Regions from separate parts of the Homo sapiens genome. Here region 2 is linked to region 1. A link is an interaction called in ENCODE POLR2A ChIA-PET data of the cell type or tissue named here. Cell type or tissue: PC-9. All regions are shown on one strand.

Region 1 (4,000 bases):
CCCTGCCTGGGTCATGCTTCAGGTCTTCTCTGACCTACAGAAGTTACTATTCAGAACCAGTCGGAATACTCTAGGAAGGTCTGAGCAGCTCAGGGCAGAGCAGGGCTGTCCAGACACTTTATTTCTCATAAGACCCGTGATGGTGTTTGCCGCTTTGATGATTGTTTTACCACATGATTGACACAGTGAACTCTCAGTCAGCAAAAAGTCCCTTGTATTTTTGTACCAATTGTTTTTTAATGCAGCCTTTGACTTCTGCTTTTGTGTTTCTTCATATTTACCCTTCTAAAACTTCATTTTGTTAGATTCTGGTCAAATGGGATCGGTGTCCTTATTTGAGTGATTTTTCAAGCAGCAGGAGGGTAACTGCCAAGAGGTCCTAATTCCTCCTCTGTGGGAAAAGGCTGTTTTGTAACTTCTCCATGTCTTCCTCCTCGGTGTCACCTTCTGTGTGTCAATTCTTTGGCCTCCTGTTTGCTTCTTCTCTGTCTTCTTAGTGAGAGGTGGAAAGTGGGGCAAAGAGTTGAGAATAAATTCACAGTGGAAGTGCCCCTGGAGTTGGGTGTTGACGGATGAATAAGAGCCTGCTGAATGGGGAAAGGAGGTTGGGAGTTCAGGGTCTGGAGAAAGGTAAGAGCCAGTGGGTAGAGTTTATGGTGATGGAGGTCGAAGGAAAAAACTCAGAACAGAGGCTGAAAAATGGCAGTGCACAACTGAGTTTGGCTCTGACGTATAATCTTCTTGGCCCTTACTATGTTAAGAAAGATTAAGTTGACATTTAAACATTTAAAGATTTCTCCCAAAATCACGATTTTGTGTTTCTCTTGCAAAATCAGAAGCTTTGACTATACCAGCCCCACATGGACTCACACGTGGCATCAGCTAGCGGTAGCTGAGTGGCTGCCAGCCCCGTCAGCCTAGGCACGCTGTCTCTGCCACTCCACTGACCCTGCTGGCGTATTTTACCTTACTTGGCTCCTTGATTTTGCCTCTCTGGCCCTTTGTGCATTTGAGTATTTGGCCTTGTCTTTAAACATTACCTCACTGCGGTTCTTAAAATCTAGCATGCATCAGGATCACCTGGAGGCTTTATTAAATGCAGACTGCTGGGCCCCAGCCCCACAGTTTCCGATTCAGTAGGTTTAAGGTGGGGCCTGAGAACCTGCATTTCTAGCATATTCCCAGGTGATACTCATGCTTCTGGTCTGGGGACCATACATGGAGAATGACTCCTAGTCCAACCTCCTCATTTCACAGATGAGGAAACTGAGGCTCATGTTTGGCAAATGCAGAGTCTGGCTCCAAACTCAGGTTTTCACCTCCAGCTCCAGGACTAAAGCCACTATCCCATGTGCTGCACCAGGTGGGAGGGTCAGTCTGCATCCCACTTGCTCTCCTGCTCCCCGCTAACCGTTTCTGAAACTGGGTATTGAAGCCCATTCCATTTCCAGCCTCATTCTGTTTTCTTCAGCTTCCTTAACAATAGCCATCCATTATTCTATGCTCTGATGCCTGTGGAATTTAATTACTTGCCCCGGCCGTGATGTGAATTTGATGGTTGGAAGCTGTGGTGTTGGGAGGAAGCACTAATGAGGAAAGACTCTTTGCAGAGAAGCGAGGCCATGTGGGGGGCTTGTGTTTGAAAGCAGCCATTCACTGTGTGGCAACAAGGACTTGGTCTTGAGTGAGTTTTCTCGTTCCCGCCTCGAAGATGTCCATCGCATTTTATAAATAAATCAGGGCTTTTTGTGTTCAATAATTGCCTTGCTTTGTAACCGAGATCAAAAGCACCCACTGGCCTTGGATTCAAAGCCAAGTTTATTTTTTATTTTTTGGTTGCATGAGAGAGTGGAGTGAGTGTTTGCATGCTGGAGGGTCCAGCTATGAGGCCTGCATGGGGAAGGAGGAGGGAGAGAGCAGAGTGGGCACCCTGCCAAGGGATGAGGCGCCTTCAGCCAATCTCCACCGTCTCCCAGGGAGATGAAGTCGCGAACGGTCACTCTGCCAGTAGAGCCTGCTAAGCCGGTCATCATCAGGCACTCCCAACTCATTTAATAAACATATATTAGCACTAGCATGACAGTAGGTAAACAATAATTATAGATAACAAACAGTGAGCAAACGCCTGCAGTGTGCCAGGCTCTGGGCTAAGCATTCTATACACATTTAACTCTTCAAACCTAAGATGAAGATGCTGCCATTATCCCATTTTACAGATGAGGAAACTGATGCCAAGAAAGGTGAGGTTAGGGTTTGAATCCAGATGTGTCCAATCCCAGAGCCCATACTCAGTGGTAAAGGCAGGTGCCAAAGAAGATAGAGTCAGGTGCAGTGGCTCACACCTGTGATCCCAGCACTTTGGGAGGTTGAGGGGGAGGATCGCTTGAGCTCAGATGTTTGAGACCAGCCTGGAAAACAGGGACACCTTGTCTCTACAAAAGGTAAATTATCCAGGCGTGGTGGCATTTGCCTGTGGTCCCAGCTACTCGGGAGGTTGAGGCAGGAGGATCATTTGAGTCCAGGAAGTTGAAGCTGCTGTGAGCTGTGATCACTGCATTGCACTGGGTGACAGAGTGAGACCTTGTCTCAAAAAAATTAATTAAAACAAAGTGAAGTAGTTAGATAAACGACTCAGACACAATGTCCTCCTCTCCCTCAAGGAGCTTCCAGTGCAGTCTGAAAGCAGAGACAGGTGTGAAGCGGTAACTCATTCAGATACAGCAGAGAGGGATGGTTATCACCACAGAAGTTTGTTCAGAGGGAGAACTTCTAACCTGGGAGGGGGAGGTTTGGGTAAGGTTAGAGGTGGGGGAAGCAGCATTTGAAGCGAGCCTCAAATAATTAGGATCTATCACCAGGGTTCCCTGGGAAGCCAGCTCTGAGACTGTATTTCGGTGCAGGGGTGTATCAGGGAGGATACTTGGGATTCCCTCCTGCAGAAAAAAAGGGAGGAAAGTAGGAGTTAGCAAACCGAGAAGTCGGACTGTGGTGCAGTCTTAAGGATGCTGGGGAGCTGGGATGGCCCTTCAGAGTTGTCCTGAGCTACAGCGAGGAGGCTGAGCCTTTAAACCCTCCTGTTGGGTAGTCATTGGATGTGGGCTCCCTCTAAAAGAGGCTGTGGGCTTGAGCAGATGATGCCTGTGCAGCCAAGGCAGTTCCAAAGCAGCTGACATCTGAGGGAGTCCATTGGCAGCACTTTCCTGCAGCTGGGGGAATACGTTCCCCAGGCCCGAAGGGGATCTGAGTGGTGCGTCACAGCGTCCACAACAGATGTGCAGAGATTTGGGGAAGGTGGGAGACGGAATCCACACCAAAGCAGAGGCCAGTGGGAGGAAAGTCTGGGTCCTGGATCACGAAGAGGTGGGTAGTCTAGTGCAGTGGCCAAGGCTGGGGCCGGACTCTGATTTCATCTCTGTTTTGCCACTTTCCTGCTGTGTGAGCTCCACCTAATCCCTTAAACTCTCTCAGTTTTGTCATTTTCAAAGTGGAGCTAATAATAGCCTCCATCAAAAGGTTGTTGTAAGGACTAAAAAATGATATGAAATGTCTACCTGGTACACAATAAACAATCTATAAATAATATTATAGCGATTAGGCCAGGCATGGTGGCTCACATCTGTAACCCCAGAGCTTTGGGAGGCCAAGGTGGAAGGATTGCTTGAGGCCAGGAGCTTGAGACCAGCTTGGGCAGCATAGCAATACCGCATCTCTACAGAAAAATTAAAAATTAGCCAGGTGTGGTGGTTCATGCCTGTAGTCCAAGCTACTTGCAAGGCTGAGGCTGGAGGATTGCTTAAGCCTGGGATTTTGGGGCTGCAGTGCGCCAAGATTGTACCACTGTACTCCAGCCTGGACAATAGAGAGAGACCCTGTCTCTAATATATATATATGTGTGTGTATGTGTATATATATATATATATATATATATATATATATATATATATATACAAAATAATGTAAAAAATATATAATTAGCTATTATATATAATATATAATAATA
Region 2 (4,000 bases), 71 kb before region 1:
AGGGGCTATTTTGAAGCATCCAGGCAAAGATTTTAATAATAATAAAAAAACTTTTAATAAGACTTTAATAAGAATTTTAATAAGGTTCTGATGAGAAACTCTTGGATGTCCTTCCAAGTCATGTAGAACCATGCGAGGGATAATAAGACTCATAATCCCACTTATTTTTATAGGGCTTCAGTTCACAAAAAAAGTCCTTCTCATTTATTATCCCACTTGACCCTCAGGGCAATCCTGTGCTGTTAGCACTGTGGGCATTCCCATTTTGGAGAGGAGAGAACTGAGGCGCACAGATGTTCCAGAATTGTCTTAAGTGGCAGAGTGGGGATTTAAATGCAGGGCTCTGACCCAGCCTCACCCTCTTCCCATGCGCTGGAGGCTGCCTCTGAACTTGGAGCAGATTGGATGTTTCGAGGGCAGCTTGGCCTCTGCCTGGGGCCCAAGGAGTAACACGTTGTCTTAATTCTTTTCCAGTAGTGAGGGAGAGGGGACCTCAGGTTTCCAGGACTTTTTCAGGTTCTCATGGGGCTCTGTGGAGGCTGCTGGGGCCTCAGGGGTTCTTGGGTTTCTCTTCCACAATATTCTGTTGTGGGGCCCAGGCCCTGAAGGGTCAGGCCATCTATAGCAGGGCACAGCTGGCGGAAGCTGACTGCCCAAGGCCAGGATCAGCACTCCTCAGATGCGTGCGCTGTCCTGCTGCTGAGGGACAGAACAGGCCTGAATCCCATGGCCTTGCTCTGCCAGCAGGCTGGAGCGTGAGGACACTGTGTGACCCAGGCCTCTTCATGGCTCCCCCAGCGCTGAGACAGTGCTCATTACACACCAGCAAGTGAAGGGCTTGGGGGAGAGGAGCAGTGCTGAGCTGTGGCGTCCGAGGCCTGAGGGCAGGTATCTGTGGTGTGTGACCTGGGCATGTGCCCTCACCTCCTTGGGCCTCAGACCCACGCTTGTGAAGTAGCTCCATAAGAGCATCTGCCTCGCTGGGCGAAGGTGCAGAGGAAAGGGTATGCTGGGAGTATTTTGCAATGGTTGATTTCAGCATCATTCACAATCAGAACCACCGGGAATGTCCATGAGTCTTCAGGGACTGTGTGCTAAAACCTTCTCCCCATTTGGAGCCATGAAGACCATTTGAGTGCGACTTCCTAAAAAGCAGCCCACCTCTGCTCAGGTCGCCTCTCTTCTGTTGTGTGAGAGTGTGAGTCACATTCTTTTGCTGCTGGAGAGTTTCTTTCCCCTGGAACCCTCTTGCCCCCACCCCGCTGCTCCCCGCACTACTACTCCGAGGCTGTCATGTGAGTGTTTTCCACGTAAAAAAACACAGAAAGTTCATTCAAGCCAAATACTAAGACAATGTTACCAAGTCTCAAGTGTATGGAGTTCATTGCACTGACGTGATGCAGGGCTTCGGCAGGCTCAAAAACTTCCCAAGTGTCAAAGAGTTTTGGTTTGTAGATTTGAGAGGTGTGAGACTGGGGGCGGTTTCTTCTACGGACATTCACCCACACATCCCACACACCAGCACTGTCTAAACGGCAGTGATCAAATCTTCTATCATTTCATCTGTGCTTCCTGTGGGGCGGTGTCAGGTGCTTTACATAGATTAAATCTTCATTTTGTCCTCTTAACAAATGTCAACACAGGCTTGTCTGACTTTAAAGTCCAGGCTGTAAGCAGTTAGGTGTACTGTCTCCCAGTTGGAAGAAACTCCAACCCAGCCCCCTTCATTTTACAGGAGAGGAAACTGAGGCTCAGGAAAGGGGACCATGACTTGCCTAGAAAGTGGGGCAGGAACCCAGGAACCCTGACTTCCAAGGCTTTTCCCCCCTAACCCATCCTCCCCTTCAGAAAGCACTGATCCCCTTCCTTCTGTACCAGAGGGAACTCCAATTTAGTGATTCTCTAGCAAGCAATAACATTCCAGGTCCTGGAGTAACCTGAGAAATGTGGTATTGGTTAATTCAAAGCCATTGTCAACTTCACAAGGTGTTGGCCTAATTGATGCCAAGTATGGCTACTTTGAGTTTCCCAAGTGTTGAGACTCATAAGTTTGGCACTGGAGGGAATTATTTACTCACTTATTGTGCATTTCAGCTTAGCAGAAATTCATAATTAGTAGTTAATAGTGTGGGAACTTCTCACTGTTCCTGGAACATGCAATGACATGTAACTCCTCTACCTTTGTACATACTGTTCTCAAAGCCTTGAATAGTCTTCCTCCCACGCCCACCTTTTCTTTGCTGCTTGAATTCCTACTCACCCATCAAGAGCAGTTTTCTCACTCATGTCCTGCTACCCCACCTCCAACCCTGGACATAAACAGATATAATGTTTTTACAATCTGCCTCTCCCACCAGACTGTCAACTCCACAAGGGCAGGGGCTATGTCTCATATATAATGATTATAATCATACTTACAAAGTGCTTCTTTGCAGTCAGGTTCTGTGCTAAGCACTTCCTGTGCATTATTTTATTTCATGCTCCCCAATATTGTAAGATAGATACTATTACTATCCTCATTTCCTAGATGAACAGATAGATCCACAGAGAGGCTCAGAAACTTGCCCAGGGTTACACAATAGCTGAACGAGCCGGGATTGAAATCAGTGCTACCATGTACAGTTGTGCTGGCCATGCACTGCACAAGGGTCCACAAGGGTGGAAGGATCAGTTGAGTCTGAAATCTTGCTCTCACCTGGGTGCAGAGCTGTGACTGTTGGGAGGAAGGGACACCTTTCTCTAACTCCTGGAGAGGCACCACAGGGTCTGGCTCCAGGGTTCATGCTCCTAACCACTGTAACATATCAGAATATAAATATGCATATTCATGTTGCCACTCTGTGCCAGTCTGGCTGAGTAGGGGCCCAAAAAATGAATGAATGAGAGATTATGAATCAATAGGTTTTTCCTTTTTCTCCCTTCTCTCTTTCCTCATATCTGCAGGACCAGTTTGTTACTTAACAGCTTACTTGGTTTAAGAAACACATCTTTTAGTTGGCTTGCCTCCAAGCACGTACGAAAAGATGGCTGAAAACCCAGAAAGAGGTCTCCATTTGGAATGTCTTTTATTCTAAGTAATTTCATTCTGCCACCTTTGGGCTTTTGAAAGTTGTTAAGCGGATGTTAAAAAGCGCAGGTGAATGGAAACAAAGGATTCATTCTGAAACCAGCTGCAGGAACTGCACATCCTGCTCATGCGTGATGTGCTGGGCCTTGGTTTCAGTGAGGGAGGGCACACGTGCACTAGATTCTCCTGCAGGGCCTCAGCTCCAGTCCTGAGCGGGGTGGGGTTGCTTCTGACCAATCAGGTGACTTCTGAGCACACTTGGAGCAGTTGCTAACAGCAGAGACGATGGTTGGGCTCCTGCCACTGGCAAAAATGGGGCTTTAGGATGAAATGTCTGAGTTTGTCCAGATCCAAGCAAAGGACTGGAGAGGGCCTGGGGCCAGGCTGTCTTTGATGGGCTATTGGGCTAAGTCAAGACTGCATTTTAGACCTCACTTCTGACTTCGTTGCACTCCTGTTGACAAAGACATGCTGCCACTTGCTAGTTATACCCTTGGATGTGTCTCTTAACCTCTCCGGGTTTCCTTTTACTGCCCTGCAGAAGTGGGGAGAGTGTCACCTACCGCATAGACTTGTGGTGGGGAATCAAGGAGCTAATGTCTGTGAAAAAAGCACTTTGTGAATTGGAAATGGCTGTACAAATGCTATAGCTACCATTATTTGTCATTAGGTGGATTTAGTTCCCTGGAGGTATTTTCTGCTTCTGCATGCACCATGGAGTGCGCTTGGAGGCAGTCTTGAGGGAGGAGTAGGGTGGGAAGAAAACAGCGAGGCATGCTGAGGACTGAAAGATATCTAGGCTGGGCTCTTGTGTAGAAGTAGAGAAAATAGCTTTTGCTTTCAATCTGAAGTGGGATGAGTTGATGGCCTTCAGCAGATGCTGCAGAGTAGAGTTTAGGAGCTGGATTCTCCTCCTTCCTGAAGTTGCACCCT

The links. Peaks named below come from ENCODE experiments on the same cell type or tissue, not always from the same donor. Only the 100,000 strongest peaks of a DNase experiment are listed, where the experiment ranks them.
Region 2: POLR2A ChIA-PET joins it to region 1 with 6 read pairs; 3 of 35 experiments call an interaction of 5 or more read pairs at or near these places.

Annotation. Positions count from the first base shown.
Region 1 is chr3:9,096,885-9,100,884 of GRCh38, reverse strand. All of the region lies in intron 3 of SRGAP3 (SLIT-ROBO Rho GTPase activating protein 3), which reads left to right. Among named protein-coding and RNA genes, the nearest start is that of SRGAP3-AS2, 94 kb to the left of the region's middle. In PC-9, no CTCF peak of the experiment used is centred here; a DNase peak (open chromatin) is centred at 2,034.
Region 2 is chr3:9,167,671-9,171,670 of GRCh38, reverse strand. All of the region lies in intron 1 of SRGAP3 (SLIT-ROBO Rho GTPase activating protein 3), which reads left to right. Among named protein-coding and RNA genes, the nearest start is that of SRGAP3-AS2, 23 kb to the left of the region's middle. RefSeq lists an enhancer at 3,554-3,603. In PC-9, no CTCF peak of the experiment used is centred here; a DNase peak (open chromatin) is centred at 2,100.